Regions from separate parts of the Homo sapiens genome. Here region 2 is linked to region 1. Evidence: chromatin loops called from intact Hi-C (ENCODE). Cell type or tissue: gastrocnemius medialis. All regions are shown on one strand. Links, peaks and the distances in the headings refer to the core of each region. The heading gives the core; the rest is flanking DNA. Region 1 overlaps FRY (FRY microtubule binding protein). Region 2 overlaps FRY (FRY microtubule binding protein).

Evidence for each region. Peaks named below come from ENCODE experiments on the same cell type or tissue, not always from the same donor. Only the 100,000 strongest peaks of a DNase experiment are listed, where the experiment ranks them.
Region 2: it touches region 1 in a loop (2.4-fold over the local background); 8 of 110 quality-filtered maps call a loop at or near these places.

Annotation. Positions count from the first base shown.
Region 1 is chr13:32,208,905-32,214,291 of GRCh38, forward strand. It overlaps FRY (FRY microtubule binding protein), which reads left to right. Exons shown (of 61, transcript NM_023037.3): 32 at 1-205; 33 at 681-827; 34 at 1,962-2,130; 35 at 3,388-3,478. Among named protein-coding and RNA genes, the nearest start is that of ZAR1L, 100 kb to the right of the region's middle. RefSeq lists an enhancer at 1,236-2,435. In gastrocnemius medialis, for the core only: no CTCF peak of the experiment used is centred there; a DNase peak (open chromatin) is centred at 3,026.
Region 2 is chr13:32,035,329-32,040,715 of GRCh38, forward strand. All of the region lies in intron 1 of FRY (FRY microtubule binding protein), which reads left to right. Among named protein-coding and RNA genes, the nearest start is that of FRY, 6.2 kb to the left of the region's middle. In gastrocnemius medialis, for the core only: no CTCF peak of the experiment used is centred there; no DNase peak of the experiment used is centred there; H3K4me3 peaks cover 789 bases; H3K27ac peaks cover 368 bases.

The DNA.
Region 1 (5,387 bases), core at 317-5,316:
TACCTACCTGCTGCCCTGGCTGCACAACATCGAGCTGGTGGACAGCAGGCTCCTCCTCCCGGGGTCGAGCCCCAGCAGCCCAGAGGACGAAGTCAAGGACCGGGAAGGTGACGTGACTGCTTCTCACGGGCTGAGAGGAAATGGCTGGGGCTCTCCAGAAGCCACGTCACTGGTCCTGAACAACCTCATGTACATGACGGCCAAGGTAAACTCAGAGGAATTGTGCTTCAAATAGCATGGCTCCATCATCAGAAAAAAACCCTGGGTTAGTCAAACCCCGGGGAAAATGGGATTCCTTTAAAAATCACATGACTGGGGATAAATAGTGGTGATGGTTGCACAGAAATATGAATGGACTTAATGCCACAGGCTGTACACTTACAAATAGTGGTGATGGTAAACTTTATGTTATGCGTATTTTACAGCAATTTTAAGAATGATAATAAAAATAAAAATAAGCCTAATATTTAAAAAACTCACATGAATAGGTATTATGCATGATTGATTTGTGCATTATTAACTACTGTTTACTGAAAGATGGCATCTTTCTGATAAATGGTCATGTTTACCCCTTCTTATGATTTTGAGACGGTCATGACCCTCAAAACTACTTTCAGTCAAACCTTTTGCGTCCTTACAGTTTTCACACATCTCTTGGGCCGGTTTTTATTTTGTTATAGTATGGAGATGAAGTTCCTGGGCCAGAAATGGAAAATGCTTGGAATGCTTTAGCCAACAATGAGAAATGGAGCAACAACCTGAGGATCACCTTGCAGTTCCTGATTAGCCTCTGTGGGGTCAGCAGCGACACAGTTCTCCTACCCTATGTAAGTGTCTCTCAGCCCTTCAAGAGTGATTATTCCTGCAGGGACTCCCATGTGCAATTTGCAAGTCAGAATGTGCTCTTTGCTCCAGCTAAAATAGAAATGTCCAGTTAGTCACATGAATCTCCTGTGAGCTCATCCAGATATTACATAAAAGTTCCCTTCTGCCCCCTAGACACAGGCTATGTGTGCTAGTGATGCCTCTGTCATCTCCTTACTCTGAGCCTTGGGACGCAGAAACCTATTGATATAGCAGGTGGATATTTTTCTAGCAGTTACTGAAAGCTGCCTTCTATAAACATTGGACCTACTATGTAAGAGACACTAAGTAAAGTGTTGTATTATTACTAATAAGAATGTTTCATGTTTACATCTTGATGCTCTTGAAACAGAATAAGAAAGCAGAGTATGCAGGTTTTTCTCTTCAAATTCAAGTGGTAGAAGAGAGAAGTAAGCATGGAGAAATCCTTCTGAAATGTCTGATATTTACAGTTGGTATTTAAAAGTGATAGGATCAACAGAATGACAGCATTTTTAAAACCCAAACTCAATTGGCATTTCTGTGCTGGTTGTTTTTGTGACAGGTTTATGTCTTCCTGCTGCCTTGAGTCCACATAAGCCTCACTGCAGCTTGCAGGGCTCAGGTTGGACTATGAGGCCTGCAATAATGTGGAGCTTTAATCCAGAGTTATTTTTAAAATTTAAAACCATAAAAACAGCTAAAACTCATTTGTTTCTTGGGGAGAAGAGAATAGCAGGGGACTGGATTCCTTTTTAAACAAAAATAACTAGCAGTTTTTCCCCAGGGTTTGTATAAATAAAATTATTTCTGAAGATGAGAACTTTGATGGCAAGTTTTCAGTTTAGATAGAATTCACGTACCTCAAAAGTAACTTTTAAAAACTTAGCCATTAGAAAAGGTAAGGGCTTTAAGAACACACTGTTATCAGACGTGCCGATGAAGAGAGGTGAATTTTAATCCAAGTCCTTGGTCCATCCTAGGATAGCACAAAGATTAGCTATCACGGTGACAGCTCCTGCATGATGACAACTTATCTAAATGAGAGGTTTACTGGCCTAGTGTTCCTGTGGACTAGGCTCTGTGAAACATCCCTTGTTTTCTTTTTTCCTTCTCAGATTAAAAAAGTGGCAATATACTTGTGCCGTAACAACACCATTCAAACCATGGAAGAGCTTCTCTTTGAGCTGCAGCAGACAGAGCCCGTGAACCCCATCGTCCAGCATTGTGACAACCCGCCCTTCTACCGCTTCACGGCCAGTAGCAAGGCTTCCGCAGCAGCCTCAGGTAAGAAGAGCAACCGGGCAGACACCTGGTCACAGATCCCTGGGGTTTCCTTCATGTAGATTCCTGAAAGGATATGAGAATGTGTTTGTTACTTTTTTCTTATTCCTGTGTGTGCATTCAGTTAAGAGATGGCTTAAGAATAACTGAGACATGGGCTGGGCGTGGTGACTCACGCCTGTAATCCCAGCACTTTGGGAGGCTGAGGCTGAAGTCAGGAGTTCAAGACCAGCCTGGCCAACGTGACAAAACCCCGTCTCTACTAAAAATACAAAAACTTAGCCGGATGTGGTGGCACGCGCCAGTACTCCCAGCTCCTCAGGAGGCTGCAGGAGGAGAATCACTTGAACCCACGAGGCAGAGGTGGCAGTGAGCCAAGATTGCACCACTATACTCCAGCTTGGGCGACAGAGCAAGACTGTATCTCAAAAAAAAGAGAATAACTGAGTTTCTTAGGGATCATAGGGTTAATGAAATGATCTTGTAAAGATGACTGAGAATCTGTGGCTCAAGCATCCTCCATCACAGAACTTTGTATTTCAGCCGATCCCAGCCAGGACATTGCAGTCACTCAGGAATCTCATTTCTGGATCCCCCTTCTTGTATCTGGACCCTCCCTTGGCTATATTCCTTCAGCGTTGATTAAAATTCCCCCCAAAAGTATTATCACTTTTGGTTAATTGGTGTCTCAGCAACCTTTCATGAAATATATGCCATCCTCCTCAAATTCCTTGAAGTCTGCCTCCCTTCTGCTGACCTCATGCAGTAACTGCCTTCCAATTCCTCTCCTCCCTGAGTCTACTGTCTCCTCTGTTCGCCCTACACCCTGCCACCAGAGCAGTGTTCTTACAGGGAAGCAGTAGCACAGCAATCAGAAGTGCTAGGTGCTTGGCCTTACTTCACTAGCATTAGTTTAGTAACTCCTGGACCCAGAAATACTAAAGCAGCCAACAGCAGGGCCAGCCACTATAAATAAGCTCATTGCCTAAGTGGCCAGGAAGAAGAGGTTTCAAGAATGTAGGCTTGCTTTACGAGAGTTAAGGAATTTGGTTTGACCATAACAGATGTCTACGATTCTCTCATTTCAGTGGTGTGGGCTTGGAAGATTGTTTAGAATGTCTGAGATTGTGCAGAAGATGTAAAAAATCTTCCAAACATAAGAATTTACAGGAAATCTTTCCCTGGAATTACTTGAGACTTGAGCTTGACCCCTCAGCTTGCATCTTTTTATAAGTGTTTTTCTTCCATTCCCATCTACAGGAACCACCTCTAGCAGCAATACAGTGGTTGCTGGCCAGGAAAATTTCCCAGATGCTGAGGAGAACAAGATATTGAAAGAATCTGATGAAAGGTTGGTACACAAATTTGACTTAATATCCAGTGTAATGTTCTGCAATAATCTATACATAGACATCAATACAGGTTTGTGGAGTTTCATAAATTTTACACGTACATAAAAATCCTTCTTTGTTTTTAGAAACTCAGACTTACTTTCCAACTCTACTCAGTATATCCCTAAAGATAACAGTTATTTCTGTGCAAAGTCAGAGAAGAGAAAGATTAAGAAGGGTGTTGTTCTGGTGGTGGTGGAATTTCGCATACCTCAGGGCTTAGTAAAAACCATGAGTTGTTCTGCTAATGGACACAGACCATCTGGAATTAGAATTGCCATGTGAAATTTTCGAATCTGATAGTTGAATAATTTCTTAGGGATAGAGTAGTCATCTTGAGATGAGTTCTATGAAACATGATTATTATTATTTTACTTTTGCTTTGTGCTGTCTTGGTTAACCAAAACACTATCTTTTCCTGCTAAAAAAGTCTCCGTTCCCTCCACATTAGCTCTTTAATAATAATATTTCCCCTATATCTCAGCCTTCTTATTGCCTTGCCTATGAACTACTCATCAGTAGTCAAATCAGAGTCACTCTTTCCTGCAGTTGATTGTGAAGAGCAGGGAGACAAACCAGGAGAGAAAAACAAAACTCAATTTAAAAAAAATGAAAATTAGGATGATCCTCACGGTGCTTCAGCTGAGCATTTTATAGTGAAAGGTAATGAGGGAGCCCTTTTACTTAAGAAATTAGTAAAAAGGATGAGATGCTCATGAATTCATATTAAAGGTAATTTAGGGGATCCAGTGGTGAAAATAACTCACTTAGCCCAAAATGCCCCAGTAAGCCCACAGTGCTTCCTGAGCATCCTGAGGATTTCATCATGTGTATTGGGGCACAGTAGGGGCTGGCGTGGAGATGACCTGGCACAGGGCTGCCTGCCCTTGGGGCTCTGAAGGCTCCTTCCCTAATTCAGGCACCAGCCAGATTCCTCACTGCATCACTGGGCAGCTGTGTTACCTTCAGGCAGATGCTCATCCATACGGGCTTCCCTTCAGACTAAAAGCCCAAACCCAGCAGATCACGAATTATAGACCTTGTCCTTTGAAGTTCTCTAATAAAGCCTTTTATTTCTTTCTCAGGAATGAATAAAGGTTTTTATATTCCACATATTAGTGAAGGTACAAGATTATTAATTAGCATGTTACTTTTTAAAATCTATATTTGCTATTAATATTACCTTCTTTGGAAAACTACCTCATGATAAAAGTCACAGTATTTCTCTAAAGATATTTTTACTTTCTCACTAGACTATAACATTCTTGATCATTTATTGTTTTGTCTGAGTTTCCTGTCTGAATTTTATTTGAGGTAGAAAGATGATAGATCTCCATGTATTACCATCTCATTACAAAGGCCTGTTTAGGGCCAGAGTTCTGAGTGTCCTGCCTAGAGGTTTTAGTGGTGCCTTTGAACTTAAGAAGCCAGTAATCTCTCTAATATCAAGATCACAGAACATCTTCAAGAGAGATTTTCTTGTTTAGCTCTTACTCCTGCTCTGTCACCATATCTCTGCTGGTCATTGGAAAGCCTGATGCAATTATCTACCCATATATATCACACATATTCATACATGTCAGATTCTTTTATACTGATATTTATCTACCTATAACATTGATTGATCATATTCACATATATGTGCAAACATATGTCTATGAATATGCTCTCCCAATGGACACCACTATTCCGTTGATCCCATATAGCACCTACACTATTTGTCTACTGTATTCTTTTTTTTCTATGAAAGTAGGCTGTGCCCTCAGCCTAAAATCCTTTTTTCTCCTCAGTCTACTTATCACCCTTCCTTCCTTGTAATCCCTGTCATGTTGATATATGGGTGCTTACAGACACACTTAACCACCAGAT
Region 2 (5,387 bases), core at 295-5,294, 170 kb before region 1:
TACCCCTTGACTACTTTAACTTTCTACCTCACTTACTATTAAAATATCCCACTTACCCTAAGTGCATACTTTCTAGCAGCTTGGGAGTTGGTCTGGGAATTTTCTTAGTGGCAGAAAGTCACTTTGGCCTCTTAGGTTTGCTAGAGAACAAGTTTAAAGTGGATAGTTCAAGCTATTTTCCAGGAGAGAAGGGCTTGCTGTATACCATTTCACAGAGCTGGTGTGTGAGCCCCCACACTAATCTGAAAGCTCTAAAGGGCGTCCTTGTGTCTCTGTCCACCCCAGGATGCCTGATGAACACACAGGGCCCAATGAATGAAGGTACATTCAGAATCTGTTCAACACCTTGCTCTTTCCAGGGCAGTGTGAATCCTTCCTATAACATATGGCAAATCTTGCTACACCATCGAGGGAAACTTTTGAATGCCCATTAACTCTTTCGCATATTTAGAATTTCATTGACAAATGAACTGCTCTGGGGAACTGAACAATCTCTTTGCAGTAGGAAGGTGTTGGTGTGCATTGTGAAATGTCTAATGTTGCTGTAGAAAAATCTTGCATCACTTAGGAGCATCAGATTCAGCATTTTTCAGGTATGTTGTAGTGAGTTAAGTTGTAGTGATAAGCCCAGGATCTGTTCAACCTAGAAATACTGGTTAGTATGAGGTCAGCTCTGGGGCCAAAGAGAAAAGTCATGTGCAAGTGAGGTTAGAAAACATCTCAGATTCTCTGCAGAGCAGTGTTTATTGATGCCTGTTTATGTTGCAAGTGTACCTGAAGGACACTATGAGAAAAGCTTAAGAAAATCTCAAAATTAATTTCAGTTTTAACCTCTGTATAGACTTGGTTGAAAGAAGTGGAAAACTAAGAAGGTTAACTGAGTTGCCTAAATCCAGCAAAGGGGTACAGATCAAGTGCAAGCATATTTAATTGGGTTCTTTAAATAGAGGAAGTACCCAGCACTGCTCCAGGCAATTAGAAGGAGACTTACTCCAGTGTCCCATCCACACCCTCTCTAAGGCCACGGGGTCACTTCTGCTAACGTAGTTTACAGCTCTAAGGAAAAATAAAACCCCAAATCAACATCCATGTTCTCAAAATAGAAAGGATCTATCCCTGGGCTTATGATTAAGACAAATCAGAGGGTTTTTTTTTTCCCATTCAAATGCATGAACAGTTCTTGAATAACAATAACTGCCACTCTGTATAAAATACTATGCTCCATGATTTATATAGAGGGCAACCACAAAATTGTTTTTCCCAACTGTGACACTTTGGAGAGTGAAAGTTAATAATTATGCTGAGACACTGGGTGCAAACCGGGACTGCCCTCAGCAAAGGACGCCATATGACCACTCTGTTTATTATCTTCACTCTTTCCAATAACCCTGTGAGTTTAAGTGTCATGCACATTTTCGATGAAAAAAAAAAAAAATCAGGACTTGAGATAGAGATTTGCTCAAAGCCAGGATGGTAGTAAGCTCCATAAACCCCTCCCCCAGTCCAGGTGATAATTGCATTGTTTGTTTTAATCACTCAAAGGACCAAAGGATAAAGAACACTGTGAGGAACTTAGTGCTTTATAGGTACTTTCATTTTTAGTTTTGTTGGCTGATGTCCCTGCCAGTTCTTAGCCTTCTTCACCCTCTCTCCTTCCCTCCCTGCTCTTTGTCTCTCTGTTTCTCTCTCTCTCTGTTTTACACACACACACACACACACACACACACACAAACACACACACACGTGCTGGAGAGCACCATCCCCTCAGCATAGGCCTATTTGAAAGACCTTAAGTGTTCACAAGTCTTTTCCGTCTATTGCAAACAATACATAGACAGTTCTGTGCCCTATGATCATTTGATTAAATGTATATAGACATTCACAAAATAGGATTATAGTAATAAGGCACATTTCTTCTGTTAGGAGTATTTTATGTGTATTTTCCCTAGTTTCAAAAGTAAATAAAAAAGCATGAATGATGTTTACTTTAGAATGGTAGTTTGCTTGCCTTGCTGAGCGTTCTCTGATATATTGTTTTTCTGTTTAGGAAACAGTAGCAAATTCACTAATTGTCTTTAGCAGTGAGATCAGGGAGAATATTTCCAGGGATAATGGAAATCTATCTATAATTCAGGTATCTCATTTACTTGATAGCTCTGGCCTGCTCCATCATAAAATCATGTACAGGACTGGCAGCACCAAGATAAATTTTGACTTACTTGCCTGCTCTTGAATGCTGCTTGATGAAGTCCCAACAAGAATTGAAAGAGAAAAGCAAACAGCAGTAGGCAAGAAGAGATGACCCGGATAATTTTACAATCTGAGAACAGCTGAGACATTTGAGAAAGTTGCCAATATTTAGAGGTTTCAACTGATATAACATGCAAAGATTCTCCTATCCTACCCTAAACAGACAGCTGTTTCAAAACATTTTAATACCCATGACTCAGTAGTTTACTTTTGGGTACAGTTTAAGGAGTCAAATAGGTTACATATATCCTAATCGTCTTATTAGTAACTTCCATATTTCTGAGTCTTATGTGATATTAACACTGAACTGGTGTCAGATGTGAGTTTGGGCTAATGAGAAATGACATTTTACTATGTTAGGGGCTGTTCTGTAGACTAATAGACAAAGATATAAGCTTTTTATGCAGGTTCTGTTACTGGTACTAAACCTTACATTTATTTAGTGCTTTGTAGTTTGCTCAGCACCTTCAAACACATTACCTCATTTGACGAGTGAGATGCACTGAGTATTAATTAGCTAGTTTCTTCTTAAATGCTCCTGGTTTAGAATAAGACTTAATTCTTCCTAAGTTCAGTTTGTGTGGCATGAGATACCCACATGGCATCATGTAGGTATATTTTGAGAAGTTTCAGATCAGATTTAAATGAACAAATAATAATCTTCGTCCATGGTATTTACCTTCATGTAGAACTTTTAAAAAATGCAATATAGCTTGGTATTTATCACTTAAGAAATACAGAGGTAAGTCTGTCCAAAAACATATGTATTACGATTTTCCGAATTTATTTGTACCCTAGAATTTCTCTTAGTCCTCTTTTTTAAACATTTAAACATTTATAATTTTTCTTAGTGCGGTGCCTTCTGGAAACCATCCACCATTTGCACACTACCCCAGTGCAGAAGATTTAGCAAGTAACCAGTTCCTGGAAACGCGAATGGCATTTGTGGAACAAGATAAGACACAACTTAACCTCATTTTCTTTCATACTAATGTCTTTCATTTGATAGATGCCATTCATCATATTCCTTTTAACATTGCTCCATCACTGAACTGCCAGCTATGTGAATAAGAGAATGCTTTCTCTTTCTTTGAGCTGAAAAGGTTGCATCTTCTAGGCTTGGAGAAACAATGGGAATGGGCTTTTCCATAAGACCATCTTTACTTACCTTTCAGTGCTGGATTATACTGCAAATCTTACTACCTAAGCATTAATTTTTCTTGGTTATTGCTCCAACATGCAACAGTGTCAGAGAAGCAAGGCAAGCACTATTTAATACCTGTTTACTGAGCATCAACTAAGCACAACACACACTTTGTTTTGGGAGCTTCATAAATGCATCCCACCTGGATCCTTCATCCAGGCTCTCAGAGCTTCCTTTCCTTCCTTGTTCGATTCAGAATTCAGTTACATTAATGCAGAAGTTTCCAGGACTTCAGGGATCCTAGGGAGAGGTATCCAATGATGTTTCAGAGACAGAGTAGGCCCTAGAAAATTTTATTGTGGGAGAATGTGTTTGATAGATTCTGTTGACTTTAACTTTATGGATTTGTACTTTCACTACATCAGAGAACCATCAGAAGTACAGGCAATGGTCTGTAAGAACAATTTCAAATATTTCTTCTAGCAGATGGCTGAAGGAGAAGAGGAAATGTAAGCTATTTACCCTGGAACACTTGACCAGATTTCAGAATATGGGGCAGCAAGCATTTCAGACAGGCATTCCTTACATTAGAAAAATGTGAAGAGGAGTTGCCATGTTTATCAGAATTTTGCAATGGGACAAATTTAAAGCCAGTTGTCTTTCATCCTGAGTGGTTCTCTCACTCTTCAAAATACTTGGGTGATTACAGAGAAGGGCTATGTCTGTCTGTCTCTCTCTCTCTTTCTTTCTCTCTCTGTCTCTCTCCCACCTCCCCCCCCATACGTGTGTGAGAGAGAAAATAAATTATATATTTCCGTAAGTTAAATTTAATGATCAGATATCTCACCTATATTCTTACACTTTTCTATTTTTCACAGAATATACAAGCACAGGCATTTAAATGTTAGTCACCCAAAACTCCAGATGCTAAGCAGTGAAAGTTTATATTCTGCCAGCATATCAGACTCTGTAATGAGTCTGATTTGGTTTAATTCCTTTCTACTGTTTAGTCATTTGATGAGCTGCAGATGGAAATTTAAGCCAAAGCCATAACATTTCAGCTAATACTTTTTATGCTGCTGTAAGAATTTGTTGTCATGTCAATTTAAGAGAGTTGAAATCTTTTTTGAGAAGGCATTCAAATCTGCATTAAGTGCTTTTATCAACTCTAATTTGATATACAACTCTGACTGCTTCTGCTGTTCTTAATCAATTGCAAAGTGCAAAGTAATTTAGCAGTGGAAGACAGCTTTGCAATTCCAGGATTTCTCAGCTAATGCCATAAGCACAACATTATGGAAATATACAATTAAATTTACATTAAAAATTTTTCCTATGCTTAAGAAACACGAGGCCAACTTCTTTGAGTTTAGCCTTAAATAGGTAAATATGTATTTTGGCAGCCATGAAAAGAATAGGGTATTAGATTAACTAGGGCAATACTTTGGTAAAATTCCATTGGAATGTTATGTTTATGCAGGAGAGATTTGGCCAATCAATAAGATGGTTTATTTTGTAAGTCAAATCAATAAAATGTTTGAACTGTATAAATACAAGATTGGGTTTTTCTTCTCTGTTTTTCTGTTATTTTTCTGTGTGTGACCTTGGCTTTCTCATTCTCTCATTTTCTTATACGAAAGGAACAAACCTGACACTTGTCTGTCACTGATTAATGTGAAGGGTTTTGAATACTTCCACTGAAAAATGAGGTTTCGGTAAACATCATGATATTCATCAGTTATTTCTCCTGCACCATTAAAGCCAGACTGAAGGAGACTGAGTTGTACATTATTGAACTTGACTGATAACTGGTGGCTGGATCTCAAGCCTAACTTTCTAAGGTTGGTCAGCTTCTTGGACTGGCTTGCTTTTCAGTATTCTGAATAAGAAGAAGTTGTCACACTACACAGCCTATCAGGTTCTTTCTGTTGTTACTTTTTGCAGTTAAATCACTGTATATCTAACTCAGTAAATCTGAACAGGATTGTCTCCA